Linked DNA regions of Homo sapiens: region 2 is linked to region 1. The links are chromatin loops, found by intact Hi-C in ENCODE. Cell type or tissue: heart left ventricle. All regions are shown on one strand. Links, peaks and the distances in the headings refer to the core of each region. The heading gives the core; the rest is flanking DNA.

Region 1 (8,431 bases), core at 95-8,094:
TGCTTATTCCTGTCTCATAGAGATGACCGTGAGTCAATCCACCTTTCCTTTATAATCATATTATTATATTTCCTTAAAGGAACGTAAAAGAATATGGAACCACTTTAAAAAATACCTGTTTCTAAATAAACTTGTAAACACCAAATCATGGTCTTTGTGGTAGTTGAAGGTGAATTTCTTCATGTCTGGGAAGATACAGGTTTTCCGAGTTTAACAATAGCCATGTCAGAGGCAAAATATGAAAGATAAGCTACTCATCTTCTCCACTCTAAATGATTTTTAACAAGTGCACCTGGTATCAGCCGAGGGTCCCCAGAGAATATATGTTTTATACATAAATATGGAGATTTATTATAGAAATTGCTTCATGTGATTATGGCAGCCAGGAAATCCCACGATCTGCTGTCTGCAAGCTGGAGAACCAGGAAAGCCGTTGGTGTCTCAGTCTGAGTCTGAGAGCCCAAGAACCAGAAGCACCAACATCTGAGGGCGGGAGATAGATAGGTGTCCCAATTCAACCTGAGAGGGAGTGAATTTACCCTCGTGTGCCTTTTCATTCTATTCAGGCCCTCAACAGATGAGATGATGCCCACACACCCTGGGTAAGGTGGATCTTTTTTATTCAAGTCTATCAATTCAAATGCTCATCTCTTCCAGAAACACCCTCACAGACACACTCAGAAATCACGTTTCACCAGCTATCTGGGCATCCCATAGCCCAGTCAAGTTGATGCATTAAAATTAACCATCACATGCTCTTAAGCATATTTCAACCCGACTCAATAGAACTAGAGTCTTGTAAAACATATGATATACACACTTCAGTGGTTTTCAGCACAGGCAGTTGACCAGGCTTACTTGTTCAAAGAAGAGAAGATGGGTTTTTAATAGCACTCACAAATCAAATTCATTAAGTCCCTATTTTGATGTAGGAGAACAGAGCTATCATTGCAGCAAAATTTTCCAAGGCCAGTGATGCCAGGATACCAAGGAGCTACATGCTGTCATTTGCTTGGGTCTCTCTGACAACCATGAAGACACTGTCCTCTTTCCCTCTAACAACTTGTTTGTAAAATTGTTAGACTCTCGACATATGGGACAAGTCAGCAGAATGTTAGACTTCCTATAATATCTCAGCAAGACTGCCTTGAGAACTCATGGCATGTGGATAGTTCAGGGAGTTGTGTGTTTTTCCCAACTCAGTCATTACCAATTGTACATCCCACATGAAAGTCACTTTAGCATTTTTCCATATTTTAGGGGGAAGTGGTGACTCATGCCCGAGGGGCAGGATGAGAATATAGGTCTCATAGGCATCTTCAAACCAGGTTCGCCTCTGCTCCACATTTGTGCCATGAAAGAGCTTCGTTTCATAACAAGCCAGAGACCAATTCTAAATCAGTATCTGCACAGGCCTGAAGAATTGAAGGCTTATGCAATAGCAGTCATTGCCAGGGTGGGTGTGGATCAAAACGCAACGTAGAAATCCTTACGCCATTGCAAGCAGCTTGTCTCCTCTGCCCCAGTTGTTCTTGTAATTTTAACAACCATATGCTTATCTTCTGTTTTCTGGCAGCCTAGAACTGTTCTTCATTTCTTTTTTAGACTCAATAGAAATTAAGTGGTTTGGCCATCAACATTCCTGTCTGTCGTCTCTCAGTCTTCTGTGAACAGGACCAGATGGAATAAGCTCTTTGATAGTTACACATTCATTGGAATTGAAAAAATGGGCAGCTGATTTTCTATTTTATAGGCAAAGTCCCAGGCCTGCCCCTGTGAGAGTGTGGCCTGCTGGGCTACTGTCTTATTCTGCAACAAGGGGTGAAGCCACAAAGATTATGTCTAAAAGAGTAATCACAGAGACAGGACAGGGTTTAGGCAGAAGCAAGAATTTCAGAGCATGTGAGTGAGGAATTATCTGCACTGGAGTGGACTTATTTTATAATGGGAAAATTCTCAGAATCTCAAAAAAAAAAAAATGGCAGGGAGAGGAAGAGTGGCAGGCGACAATCTAACCCAGTTTGTGACTTGGAATTCATAAATTCTTTATCTGTCGATTGGACAGAAATAATGAAAAAGACTTTTTTCATTAAGGAAAATCCTACTTCAAAATACAATGGGCTGAGCCTTGCAGTGTCTCAAGTCGGAATTCGCAGTGGGTTTGGGGAAGCTCTGGTGGCTCCACTGGGTAGTGTCTGCTCTCTAGAATGGCAACAGGGTCAACAAGGGTGTGCCAAGATGCCAGGAGCTTTATTAGACCCTGAGCAGGAAAAAGCTACTCTTTCAGTCTGATGGAGCCCTAATCTGACAGGGTCCTGGAACAACAGTGCTTGTTTCAGTAAGGGCCAGCTATATAAGAGGTGGTTCTAACATCATTCTCGTGATTGATGGGCATTGTCCAAAATAAACAAAACAACCAACCTTTTCGTACCACCTAGCAGCTGTCAAGTCCCTGTGTCACAGATGTGTCACTACTGTGTGCTTCTTTAATATAAATAAGCCACAGCTAGTGAAAGGGCTACAAGAGATATTTTAGTTTGGTTCATCTCACTGCATCTAATAATCTCAAGTAACTTGAAAATGTTTAGGATATATTATCTATAGAAATGAAACAGTACTGAACCCAGCAGACTTAACCGTCAGATAAAAGGCTCAAACTATGTCAAGAAATGTCCTAGACAGGTATGGTGGTGGCTGCCTGTAGTCCCAGCTACTTGGGAGGCTGAGGTAGGGGGATCCATTGAGCCCAAGAGTTTGAGTCTAGCCTGAGCAATGTATGGAGACCCTGCCTCTTAAAAAAAAAAAAAAAAAAAAAAAAAAAAAAAAAAAAAAAAAGAGATATCCTTATAAAGAACATTTAAAACCTGGACTTAATTCTGAACCACTAGAATACTAGAATCTTCATTTGTGTGACAGTTTTTCTAAGACTTTTTTAAAAGTTTACCTTTCATAAATTTGCATCCATTTGAATTTTTATTTGCATTCAAGTTGATTTCCTGGTTTCAAAATCAGTCACAGCAGTTGTTGACATGGAAAAAAAATTTGCCAAAGCAAAAGTTGAGATGGTGTGTCACAAAGGATTTCATGAACTAAAAGTTACCATTCCTTGTCCAATAACTTTTACTTCTCTTTTATTCCATGATATTAGGGGTTCTGTGGTTAAAGGCACTCAGGAATCCCTGCAGGTTGGCTTTCCCCAGAATACCCTTGAAGCCCAGAATCATCATGGGGACCACTACAGACTTGACCTGGATCCTAGGGCCTTTATGAAAAAGTCATCACCGCGCATCCCCTTCTCTGCCTCCATTCCACTGTACTCATATAATTTCGGGGTATCTGAGACTGCAGCTTAAAGCATCATTCTCAAGGAGTCTCTGAGTCTGTCGAATTTTCTGGGTGGCCCCAATCCCAAACCATGACCTGGGGACAAATTTGGGGGTTCTTAAATTTCTGGGAGAGTTCAGATCCCACAATTCAGGCCAGGTCAGCCCTGCGACTCGGCATGAATGTGAGAAGCCTGCGGAATGCCAAAGGACTGATAGCTGTAATCTGAGACATGCTGTTTGCTCTTTGATGAGACTAGCCATCAAAAACGATAGCAGAAAAATCTCAATCCTTGCCGATGAAGCCAGTTTCTACCTGATGAACAGATCTCCTAAGATGTGAGCCCAGTGCTTCTTCAGTTCATTCCAGGGCTCTAGGGTACAACTTACTGCTTGGAATAACTCATTGCTAAACAGTCTGCAGGGTTTAAATTGTCACATTCCTTATGGAGTCAAGGTTGCTATAATCGTTGCTGCCGTCTACAGCAGCTCTGGGAAGGGCAACAGGGTGGAGTGGAATTTCACACATGCCATATGTCGCTTACTCATCCTGCGAGATCTGGCTTGGACTTGCTGCAGTTGGGAGGAGAGGAGGATGTATGTCTGGATGATACAATCACAGGGACCCCAGATCCTGCGAGGATGGATTCTGAGCTATAATTGTTCACCATTGACGCATGTGTTCAGCTTGATTTTCTGGTCCTGGCATTTCGGCACTCAGCAGTCACCTCCACACTGGGCAGAGTGAGAATTTGGTGCACCAATCCAAAAGATACTGAAGGCATTTTAAAGGGAAACCAATTCAGTCCCTTTTCTCCAATCCCAAAGAAAGTGTCCACTCACTAGGGAGAAATAACAAAATTAGATTTTGATTTCTTATCTTAGAACAGATTGTTTCCTACTAATTGAGGCTCAAACACAAAGTGGTAAAAAGTCCACTGGAGCAGACTTACATTATGATGGGAATACTCTCAGACTCTATCAACACTGAATCTGTTATTAAACACAAGATAAGTGTAAGTTTTGGGGACAGAAGTTATCTAATTGTTTTATCCTTTGCCATGTTTTATTATAAAAAATCTTGTCTCTATCGCCACTCCCGCCACACCAAAGAATCCCCAGGGAGCATGGCCCCAGTGAGTCATGTTTTTATTCTGGATATCCTCATCTACCAAAGGTGTTATCATTCTTTCCTTTCCCTAGTTTTTATTTGACAAATAGGGATTTTTCTCTAAATTTAAATATCATAAATAAAATTTTCAAACACAAATGCCCTTGGAGATTCTGAATCATAACTCCATTCTCCCCCTTCCCCCTCTCTCCCAAACTTTCCCTGGTTTGAATTACAAGCCTAGGGGGAAAGAAATAACAGTTTAACTTGATTAATGGAGCACTCAGCAGAAGCACCCGCTTCCTATTCTCTGCCTTGCTTTCTACCTCATTGAATAAATGTACGCTATTATCTCAGTCTCGCTTCAGGCTTTACCAGTGAAATTGTTCCCAATAGGATTGCCAAAGCCCTTTTGGTTAGCCTTAACCAAGTGATAGTCTCAGTCATGTTTTAAAGTCAGGTTTATGAAAGTATAATTTATATACAGTATTCACCTTTTTTAGGAGTACAGATAAATGAATTTTGAAAAATGTATCAAATTACAGAACTTCCAACACATCAATGTGTAGAAAATTTTCATCTCTTCAAAAAGGGTCCTTGGCCCCATTCAGTTGATTTTCTTTCTGACCCCAGCCCCTGGCAAACCCTGATCTGCTTTCTGTCCCTATAGTTTTATTTTTCCAGAATGTATTATTAGTGGAAACATGCAATACTTAGTCTTTTGGGTCTGGCTTCTTTCACTGGCATGATGCATTTGAGAGGCGTCCATTTGTTGCAACTATCAGTGGCCTTTTCCTTTTTGTTGCTGAGTAACATTCTGTTGTATGGATGTACCATCGTTTCTGTATCCACTCTCCAGGTGATGGACATTTGTGTTGTTTCCAGGTTTTAGTGACCATGAATATAGCCTCTATAAATATTCACTTTCAGGTTTTTGTATGAACATATGTTTTCATTTCTCTTGGATAAATGCCAAGGAGTTGGGACTGCCAGGTGGCATGAAGTTTATGTTTAACAGTATCAGAAACGATCTTCCAAGGAGTCTGTACTATTTTGCATCACCACTAGCAGTGAATGAGAGCTCCTGTTGCTCCACATCCTTGTCAGCATTTGATATTGTCAGATTTTGTTTTGTTTATATTTTGGCCAGTTGAAAGGTGTGTAATAGTTTTCATTTGCATTTTCCTAATGATTAATGGTACTGAGCATTTATCATGTCCATATTTAGATCTGCATCTCCTCTTTGGTTAAAGTACCTGTTCAAAACTTTTGCCTATTTTTTTGCTTCTTTTTTTAAATTGGGTTGTTTGTTTTATTATTGTTGAGTTGTGTACATTCTTTATATATTCTGTATACCAGCCTATTATCAGATACATATTTTGTGAATATTTTCTCCCTTTCTGTGGTTTCCCTTTTATTTAGCAGAGTATTTTAACTGTGATCAAGTCCAGTGTGTTAATTTTTCCTTTTATGGCTTGTGCAATTTGTGTGCAATATAAAGCATTTTTTCTAACCCAAATTTACAAAGACTTTCTCCTTTGTTTTCTTCTATAAGGTTTACAGATTTTTTTATTGTTGCAAAATGCACATAATATTAAAATTACCATTTTAACCACTTTAAAGTATGTAATTCAGTGATATTCACTACCTTCACAATATTGCAAAACCAACATCACTATCTACTTCAAAAACATTTTCATGGCCAGGCACAGTGGCTCACACCTGTAACACCAGCACTTTGGGAGGCCAAGGTGGGAGGATCGCTTGAGCCGGGAAGTTGGAGACCAACCTGGGCAACCTCGTGGGACTCTGTCTCTACAAAAAATTAAAAATAAAAAATTAGCTGGGGGGTGGTGGTGTCCACTAGTAGTCCCAGGTACTAGGGGGGCTGAGGTGGGAGAATCATTTGAGCCCAGGAGGATGAGGCTGCAGTGAGTCATGATCACCCTGCTGCACTCCAGCCTGGGTGACAGAGCAAGACCCTGTCCAAAAAAAAAAAAAAGCATTTTCATCATCCCTAAAAACCCCATACCCACTAAGCAGCCAATCCCCATTCTTCTCTTTCGCCAGCCCCAGGCAGGCACTAATTTACTTCCTGCCTGTATGGATTTGCCTCTTCTGAGTGTTTCGTATAAATGGAATGGAATCGTGTTACATATAGTCTTTCGTGTCTCACTCTTTCATTTAGCATAAGTTCTCAAGGTTTCTACATCTTGGAGCATGTATCAGTACTTCATTCCCTTTTATGGCTTAATAATATTTCAATGTATGAATATGCCATCTTTTCTTTATTCATTCATTAATTGGTGGGCATTTGGTTTGTTTCTACCTTTTGGCTCTTGTAAATAATGCCGCTGTGAGCATCGGTGTACAAGTTTTGTTTGAAGATCTGTGTTCACTTTTTACACAGGAGTAGAATTTCTGGGTCATATGACAATTCTGTGTTTAATTTATTGTGGAATCATGAAACTGTTTTCCACAGTAGCTGTACCGTTTCACATCCCTCCAGCCGTATATGAGTATTCAAGTTTCTTCACATCCTTAGCAACATCTGTTATTTTCTGGTTTTGCTGTTGTTGTTGTTATTGTCATTCTCATGGGTGTGAAGTGCTCTCTTATTGTGGGTGTGTTTTGCATTTCACTGGTGACCAACGCTGTTGGGCATCTTTTCGTGTGTCTGCCGATCATTCGCATATCCTCTTTAGAGAAATGTCTCTTTGAGCCCTTTGCCCATTTTTGAATTGGGTTCTTTGTCTTTCTGTTGTTAGCTTTATAGTTTTGAGTTTTACATTTAGCTCTATGACCCATTCCAAGTTAATCTTTTTGTATAGGGTCCAGTGTATTTATCAGTGTTCATTTTTACACATATGGTTCCAGTCTTTGTTTAGCAAGACTGTCCTTTCTCCATTGAATTGCCTTAGCACTTGTGTTGAAGGTGTGGGTTCTGTTCTCTCCCACTGATCTATGTGAACTGCCTTCCTCCAAGGAAGGGATGTGTTATCTCATATACTCATAGAGTGTACAGTCTTCAACACTGTAGGTTTACAGTGAGGTCATGAAATCAGGTAGGTAAGGCCTCCAACTTTGTCTTCTTTCTCAACATTGCTTAGGCTATTCTACTTTCTTTGATTTTTCATACAAATTTAGAATAAAATTTCCCATTTCAAAAAATAGCTTGCTGGGATTTTGATGGAAATTGAATTTTAATTGGGATTTATTGCACTGAATCTAAGATCTATTTGGAGAGAATGGATATCTTAACACAACTGAGTTTTCTCATCCATGAACATGATATATCTCTCCATCTTTCAGGTCTTACTTAGTTTCATTAATAATTTATAGTTATAACTAATAATTTATAGTTTTCAGCATACAAAGCTTACATGTATCTTGTTAGATTTATTTCTAAGTATTTTTTCAGTGCTACTGCAAATGGTATTGCTTATTAATCTTCATTTTCTATTGTTTATTTCTACCATATGGAATTATTGATTTTTCTATATTTACTTATATCCTGCAATCTTGTTAAGCTCCTTTATTAATTCTAGTAGCTTGTTTGCATATCTTTGAGATTTTCTATGTAGACAATTTTGTCATCTATGAATAAAAACCGTTTTATTTCTCTTTTATTCTATATATATCCTGGGTTTTTTAAATCTAATTGCTACAGCTAGAACCTCCAATACAATAATGAATAGGAATGGTGAAAGTGGATACCTTTTCCTTGTTCCCAATCTCAGTCCTGTGTTAACTGCTGTTTTGCTTTCTCTTAGTGAAACTACCTAGACTTTTGTGACCCCACACTCTCCGGATTCCCATTGAATCATCCTCCTTTTGTGGGGGCCTTTTCCTGCAGCTGCCTTTCAGGGTAGTTGTTCTACAAAGTCTTCCATAACTCAGTGCTCTGTTCTTTCTACCCACACTCCCTGTGTTATTGCATATACTCATGGTGTACCCAGTGTCACCCATGTACGGACTCCTAATTCCATATTCAGTC
Region 2 (8,431 bases), core at 221-8,220, 100 kb after region 1:
CTGTCATCTTGCTTTGTCTCATCTCTTCTCACTTTGTCTCATCTCGCTTTGTCTCAGCCTGTCTCGTTTCGGTTTGCCCTTGGTCTTCCTCATCTCTTGATTCTCAGTGTAGTTCCTAACATCCAAACTGACTTAGCCACCTACATGCTTCTCAAAAAGTTCATTTCGTCCCTGTCCTTTACCTCAATCCTACCTGGACAGTTCCTGAATTTCTCTCTCTTTCTCTTTTTTTTTTTTTTTTTTTAGTATTTAGAGCTAAGAGCATTCCTTTACCATTTAATGGAAGAACCCATGTTATATAACAATTCCTCTATGATTTGTTGAGCCCTTGTTTAAATCCTGTATCATGAACTTTTCGTGTGGTATGTTTTGTCTCCCCAAACAAGGCAATAAACTTTTTGAGACAGAAACTATATTGTAAATTTTTTTTGGATCGCTAAAGTGCCTTATATATCATGTACATTTGAATGCTATTTGCTCATGTGATTTGAATTCCAACTCCTTGACCCACCTAAGGTCAAGGAGAAGAGAGAGAAATGATATCAAAAGGGCAGGGGGAAGAAATAAGGGTTCCTAAGCAGCTTGTACCTTACCCCCAACTTTCCAAATGTAATTGACAGCCAAAAATCTAAATCAAGAGCCCAGTTTTCTTATTCAAATTGTCTGTCACTCATGAGCACTACTCACTGCACCAAAGGGAGCATTTTATTCTCAAACTAGCAATAGAGGTTGAAAGTTATTGTTTGTTTGTTATTTTAGAATTAATGTATTTTCAATATGGTACCAAATAACTGTGTAAGGAGTGTATTAGCCAGCTTAATCAATAAACTTCAGCAAGGATCGGATGTTGGGGACTGCACAGCAGCAATTGATCCACTGCAGAGCTTTCTGTGGTGCAGTGTGAGTGGGACACTGGAACAGCATGTGTAATAATCTTAGCTGTTATACTCTGATGGGTCCTATGATGCTACGGAATATGTGAGTCTTTTCACACCTATGATTGGAGCCACGTGGATCCTGAATGCAGACCCGCTCTCAGTTCTTCCTGTTTCCACTGTTTCCAAACACACAGTGTTGTCGGGATTATGAGCAAATTTAAGCCTATGGTTTGATGGTGATGAAATGAAGCAGGATTTTACAATTTGTTCATAATTGGTATACACAGTGAACACTTAAAAAATCATGCTTTGCCATCCTTTTCTTTTTGCCCATGAGGAATAGTTTCGAAAGAGTTCTTAAGAACTTGCTGTGAGTTACATGTCTAGTGAGTGGCAGGGCAGGGGTGCTAACCTGGGTCTGTGGGACACTCCGGCGTCCAGCTTTAGTCCACTGCACGTAGTGTCTTTCTGCAACATGCAGATCTGAACAGAGGGTGGTATTTGCACATATCCACGTAAGTGGGGACATTTGAACAGTTAACTGTTTCCCCAGTGAGTTCTCTTAGCAACCAACCTTCCAGTGTTTGGTGTTTATAGATGGAAAATGAAGCCATAGCCCCATGACAGAGCAGCAGGAGAGCAACAGTCCCCAAAGAATAACTTCTCATTTCTGTTAATAAGGAGCCTAATGGGTGGACGTTTAGTCAGCATGCATTTTCTCTCTTTGGTTGCATTAAGAGCTGTGGTCTCTATTTCTGCATTTGTTTTCTCTAAATGAGCAACTGAAACTATTTCATTAGATCCATAAACTCCTGGCAAACTAGTCTATCTGGCCCATTCTGCTTTTGCACCAAAATTATTACCTTAAACACTAATGCATACATTGAACTAATGTATCTTTACTGTTTCTTCTCTCCATAAAATTCTACTGGTCTAAAAGTCCATATACCCTAAGGTAACACAGTGTCACACACTTATGTCTGTAATTCTGAGCCAGAATGACCAGGAATCAGAGGTCTGTGTGATTGATTAATTGATTTTCAATCCCATCAGGATTTCATCTTAAAAGTTTTTTTTCTTTCTTGTCATTGCTTAATACAAAATGACGACTCTATCTCCTTCTCCCTGAAGGGTGACTCTCAATGGGATATCAAGAAGGCAGGAAGATCAAAACAATTAAATCTTCTCTGACAGCTCTGCTGTTCCCAGAGGGTGGCTCAGAGAAGGAGCAGTTCCTAGGAGCTGCTCTTGGCAACAACCTCAGGCCATCATCAGGCTGTTGAGCTATGGCAATCCCAGTCCCCAGTTGCTTTCATGCTGACTGTCCCTGCACCTGTCTCCCTCCCAGATGGCTTGGAGCAGCATCCACATCCCAAACCCTCCCTGAACACCACTCCAGTGGTTAGCTGGGGCAATGTGCCTGCCGATCCCTACTGGTGGCTGTGGAGTTCCCTAAAAGGTTCTTGCTATAATCTTTTTTTAAAAGCCAAAACAGCAGCAAGCCGAGCCATACTTCTAACATCTTTTTGGGAACTTTCTGCCGTGCTCTGAGTTTGAATACCATCTTAGCTTGGGGCTCTCCTGCATTCTTCCCCAGGTCCTCATCCAAGAATATTGTAAATGGGGCCCCTCATTCTCAGGTGGAAAGGTGCTTCTTGGAGTAGGGCACAGAAGCTCATCAATAAATGAGGCTCCAGAAACAGCCTAGGGAAATCCTCCACTTGCCGAAGGCAAAATGTAAACCAGCTCTAATCATAAGCCAGGTTTAGCTATCATTTTTCAGTATACTACTTGAACTATCCAAACTGATGAGTGAGTTCACTAACAAAATCTAATTGAATGGGAAAATTATTTTGAGGTAGTTAACATATCAACCTTATTTATTCCTAAAATGCCACTAATGGCAAAACTGCAGATGCAAAATCCGTAACACACCATCTCTCGTCATCAGTGCTGAGGTCCTTAAAATTGCTCGTGAGGCCTCCCTTGCTAAGCTGGCATCCTGTGGAGGCTGCTTTTGCTTCTGTGTGGTGGGGGGGCTTAGGCAGTCCTTCAAGATTTCAGAGCCCTACTTCCCAGCTCGCCTTACTCCAAATTCTGGAAGCAGATGTCAGTGTGGAAGAATAAGATTGATGGAGACTAGACTATGAAAATATTTTCAAGACCATATTGCCTAAATCAAAACCAGCATGATTGAAAATTCTCCCTGAAGAATACGCGGGGCTCCTGGTGACAGAGCCAGTCACACACAGCAACTGCACTCCTCGCACGCCGAGGCCCTGAGCTGCAACTTACTTCATGAAAGCCCAGCCCTACCTGATGAAGCCCCAGTCATGTGCCCAGATATGGTACAGCTAGATGCTAATTTTCTAGTTCCAAAGCAAGTCACCAAGAGCAGGGCTCTCTACCTTACAGTGGGCCACCCGAAAACTTACAAAATGTACCTTAAATAAAAGCAAGCTTTGTTACCAGATTTTAGCACAGCTTAAAATGAGCCAGGGAGAAATGTGAGCATCTGTGGAAGCAGCAAAGACCTTGTTTTTTTTTTGAAACTGAGTCTCACTCTGTTACCCAGGCTAGAGTGCAGTGTTACGGTCTCAGCTCACTGCAACCTCCGCCTCCTGGGTTCAAGTGATTCTCCTGCCTCAGCCTCCCAAGTAGCTGGGATTACCGGCGCCCTCCACCGTGCCCGGCTAATTTTTTGTATTTTCGGTAGAGACGGGGTTTCACCATGTTGGCCAGGCTGGTCTCGAGCTCCTGATGTGCCCACTTCGACCTCCCAAAGTGCTGGGATTACAGGTGTGAGCCACCGCGCCCGAGCAAAGGCCAATTTTTCACAGCTCCAGGCACGGAGTAGTGCAGGCTGGGGGAGGACGAGGAGAAACCACTGCCCTGACCACCATGGGCCTGACTCATCTGTCCAGGGCCACAGTGGGGAGCAGCAAGTGACCAGTGACGGTGGTGTCCTGGAAGCTTGTGCTGCCCCTGAGACAGGGCCCAAGTGCCTTGTCTTCTATGGGGCTCTTCACAGAGGGGCCAGGTACCCCTGAGCACACTGCCATGAACTTGTGCCCTCTGCTTCTTTCCAGTCAGATCACTGACTATTGACTAATGCTTACACTCAAGCGTTTGCAAGAAATTCAAATTACTGGTCCTACAATAAAGTCACATCCCTTGTTCATCGTTTAAAGCCTGCAGGTTGTATTAGTCTGCTTGGGCTTCCATAACAAAGTACCACAGACTGGTGGCTTTGATGGCAGAAATTTATTTCTCAAAGTTCTCCAGGCTCGAGGTCCAAGATCAAGGTGAGAGCAGGTCTGGTTTCTTCTGAAGCCTTCCTCCTTGTCTTGCCGACGGCCACCTTCTTGCTGTGATCTCATATGGCCTTTCCTCTATGAATGCATCCCTGGTGTCTGGTGTCTTTTTTGTGTGTCCAAATTTCCTCCTTTTTTGTTTCGAGACAAGTCTCACACTGTTGCCCAGGCTGGAGTGCAGTGGCATCATAGGCGTGAGCCACTGCGCCCGGCACTCTTCTTAAGGACACCAGCTAGATTGGATTAAGGCCCACCCTAATGACTTCAGTTTAACTTTTCCCCTCTTTAAAGTCCCTGTCTTCAAATACAGGGCACAGGCACATTCTGAGGTCCTAGGGGGCCAGTCCTTCGATACATGAATTTAAGAGGGCACAATTCAGCCCATAACAAGGCTGCAACAAATTTGGTGGAAAATCTGGTAGATGGGAGAAGAAAGTCTCTTCATAAAGTGGTAGATTCTTACAGAGTCTAAGCCTCACACAAGAGTATTTTGCTTGGGTATTCCTCACCATGTGTCAACCACAGGATGCATTTCTCAGCTTGTCCTAACTTGGCCTGGTCTGGGACTGCTAACTCCATTCCCACCTAAGAAACTCTAACCAGATAAGGCCGGGCGCGGTGGCCCACACCTGTAATCCCAGCACTCTGGGAAGCCGAGGCAGGAGGACCACTTGAGGTCAGAAGTTCGAGAACCAGCCTGGCCAACATGGTGAAACTCTGTCTCTACTAAAAATACAAAAATTAGCCAGGCATGGTGGTGCACACCTCTAGTCCCAGCTACTCGGGAGGCTGAGGCAGGAGAATTGCTTGAACCCAGGACGCGGAGGTTGCAGCGAGCCAAGATGGTGCCACTGCCCTGCAGCCTGGGCGACAGAGTGAGACTCTGTGTCAAAAAAGAACAAAAAGAAAAAGAAGAAACTCTAACCAGATAAGAGAGACTACGTGGATCCAAAGAAATCCATCGCCCTTCTGAAAAACACCCCTGAAACCATGCCTTCTGGTGATGTCCGCGGAGGACTTTGAGACACAACTACGAGTGTTTGAATTCTGTCGCGAGTGAGTCCTCTTTCCATGACCTTTCAAGTCCCAGAGGCGCAGAGAAAACATTGTCTCCTGTAAATCTTACCCAAAGGCCCCTTGATGAAAAGCCACCTGCTGCTTTTCCCTCTATGCTTCTGTCACTTTGTTATTCCCTCTATTATTTCTTCTGCTGCTTCCTTTTCTGTAGTTCACAGAGTGGGAGGATAGAGTTAGGACTTTGGTGATATCGTTTGCTTCTCTTTCTGTAGAGACAACAAAAATGTGACCAGGAAACATATCTGTGAGGCTTAGGCTGCCTCACTTTTCAGAGAGGCCAAAATGGCAGTAACAGTCATGGCCAAGAGCAGTCACTGCAGCGATCAGTCACACAGGCTTTCCTCCCCACGTAGCCCGAGGGATGTCTTCAAATCGGGGGAGGGGGTAGATAGGCTTAAAAATGAAATATATCCGTTGAAGAAAACTAAAAAGAGAATGCATTTGTCTATTGCTGTTTTGTCTTTTGGCTGTGGAAATAATATTTAAATTTAAATTCTCTCCAAGTATTAATCTAAGTATTCTACTAAATATAGCTATTAAGTATAGTGTGATTGCTTGCAGTCTAAGGAAATTTGTAATAGGTCGCCATCAAATCAGGATCTGCACCTCGGGTGCACAGGTGCTATGAGGAAGATGTGATGTGAGGTTGGAAGGAGCCCACTGTGGCTTCAGTCCTCCTTGTCTACCTGAGCATAAGTCTGGACCATGATTAGTTAATTCTTAACGCAAGTGAAGCAGGCATTTTTTTTAAGACAACTGTCTAAAAAATATGAACGCCAAAAATTGGAACAGTCCCTGATCTCTCCTTACTTGCGGGAGAATCTGGGAGGTCTAGTTTGTGTTCTTACTGGCCATGTTCAGGTTGGTGCTCCCCTACCACCGGCATGCACTCTCGGATAGAGACACTGCTTCCCTAGTCCCCACTGACAGCACCTGCTCGGGCATCTTTGCAGCATCCCTCCCTCTCCATCCCTGATTAGTCCCACATCCACCTTCCCCCGCTGCAATGGAGATGTACTCACTGCCTGTATGCCCACCTACCTCAGAACAAGCCACCTGCATCACACAGGGAGAGCGGCCAGGTACTGTCCATCCCTGAGCCGGCCCACAAGTGTCTTCTGTTTTCTTTACCCTCTCCTTAGCACCAGCTGCCTAACAAAGTCAGCGGGCAGCCAGGGCAAAGAACAGTTTGGGCGACTTCAATATGACTCTCTCTTCTGAGCCCCCAATCCAAAAGAAGGCTCACCCTTAGTGAATGTGCCTTTGCCAGAGGGTCTTCCCTAGGGTGAAGGGGAAAATCATGTTTCACAATTTCAGGGAAGTCTGAATGGTAGGAGCCAGGTTTTCACATTCTGGTCTTTAATGCATAGTGGCCATTCATTCCATTAGGCTTCTTATGTCATGACATAATTTCATCTCTGAATGTTGGACCATTTGGTGGACTTGGACATTGTCAGTTCATCAAACAGTTTTGAATTTGTGGAAAGTTCTCATTCTGAGATTCTGAACATTCAAAGATTAATCCGATGTGGCAGGCTCATTAGTGCCACCACCTGCCTGCATGGTTTGCAAGATAACATCACTTCATTGTTTGATTTGAGCTAAAGAAGATTAATGATCTGAACAATGATAATTTATCAATATTCTTCTATGAAATTCAACCAAAACCATAGATCTCGTTTCGTGATGCAGAGTCTAAAATAGTCAATGGACTATTTCTAGCCCAACAGTACACTGTAGACTAGAGTAATATGCTGATTTAGTGAAACAGAAACCTGGATCCAAAACCCACAAAGTACTCTTGGGGACCCTGGAAAAGCCTGCATGGACCTCCTACAGTTCAAGTTCCACATGAATGCAATAATGCATACAATGGGGTACATTGTTTCAAAACCACCAGCCCACATGTAATCATTGTGTAATTGAATAATTATAATAGCATCCAACCATATGAAATTTTAGGAAGTGAAAATTGGAGATCAAATAACAAAAAAAGAGAGAAGGGAAGGAGGAGGAAGAAGAGGAAAAGGAGGAGGAGGGGGAGAAGAGAAAGGGGGAAGTGGAAGAGGAGGAGGAAAGGAAGGGGGAGAAGGAGGAAGAAGGGGAAGAAAGTGGAAATGGGAGAGGAGGGAAAGGGGAAAGGTGAGGGGGACAGGAGGAGGAGGAGGGGAGGAAGAAGAAGGAGAAGGAGAAGAAGGAGGAGGAGAAAGAGGAGGAGGAGGAAAGAAAATAGAAGAAGGAGAAGGAGAAGAAGAAGGAGGAGGAGAAAGAGGAGGAGGAGGAGGAAAGAAAATAGAAGGAGGAGGAGGAGGAAAGAAGATAGAAGAAGAGGAAGAAGGAGGAGGAAGAGGAATAAGAAGAAGAAGGAGAAGAAAGAACCAGAAGAGGAGGAGGAGGAGGAAGAGGAGGAAGAAATCATCTGAATCAGGAGGAGGAGGGGCTCACCATCAGAGTCTTAGTTTGCCCTGTCCTTCCACTCATTTGCTACCTGAACCCTCTTTCATGTAGAATTTGTGGGAGTTGGGGAGGGGAATGCAATGTGACTGAATAGATTTTGAAGCTAACAGAGTTCTAAACTACTAGGTGTGTACATGGAAAGGAGGTGATAAATCATTGTGTATCACAGTTTTTAGCTCTATGTTTTCATCCTCAGCAATGAAGGACAATGTGGAAGAAGCCATCACGAAACTCAGCCTGGTTTGGGACTGCTTTTGCTTCCGAAGGGCTATTTGTCTGTTCTTCACCATCCCAGGTAGCAAATGGGGAGCAAATTGGGAAATCTGCGCAAAATTAATAGCCCTATCAGGAATCAAGCGGGTATGCCAGAGAGAGAGTTGAAAACAGTCTGGGTTTTCATGCTGCACCAAAATTTAGTGAGCTCAAAAGACTTATTAACAGCAAATTTCCCCTAAGCAGCATGTTGTCAAACTAGCCTGCCTCACTAGGATGCCACGAAAAAATAATAAATGGAAATTATTGTAAAAATATAATTTAAAAAGGACAATGTGTCTAATAGAGTAGCACTCCGGAACCTCAACCTTACCCCCTTTCTAACCTTGAGATCTAAGGCTTAGATCTAGATTTCTTTCACAGATGGGTGTAAAGGAGATGCCTCTCCAGGAAACCAGCTGGTCGCCACCACGTCCAAAGGGCTGGGAGGTG

Evidence for each region. Hi-C counts contacts between places; a loop is a spot of excess contacts. Peaks named below come from ENCODE experiments on the same cell type or tissue, not always from the same donor. Only the 100,000 strongest peaks of a DNase experiment are listed, where the experiment ranks them.
Region 2: it touches region 1 in a loop (2.1-fold over the local background); 3 of 110 quality-filtered maps call a loop at or near these places.

The regions. Positions count from the first base shown.
Region 1 is chr4:185,843,023-185,851,453 of GRCh38, reverse strand. It overlaps a transcript of SORBS2 not described here. Among named protein-coding and RNA genes, the nearest start is that of SORBS2, 35 kb to the right of the region's middle. In heart left ventricle, for the core only: no CTCF peak of the experiment used is centred there; a DNase peak (open chromatin) is centred at 4,043; H3K27ac peaks cover 5,054 bases.
Region 2 is chr4:185,742,986-185,751,416 of GRCh38, reverse strand. The region is part of intron 2 of SORBS2 (sorbin and SH3 domain containing 2); the gene reads left to right. Among named protein-coding and RNA genes, the nearest start is that of SORBS2, 65 kb to the left of the region's middle. In heart left ventricle, for the core only: no CTCF peak of the experiment used is centred there; no DNase peak of the experiment used is centred there; H3K27ac peaks cover 740 bases.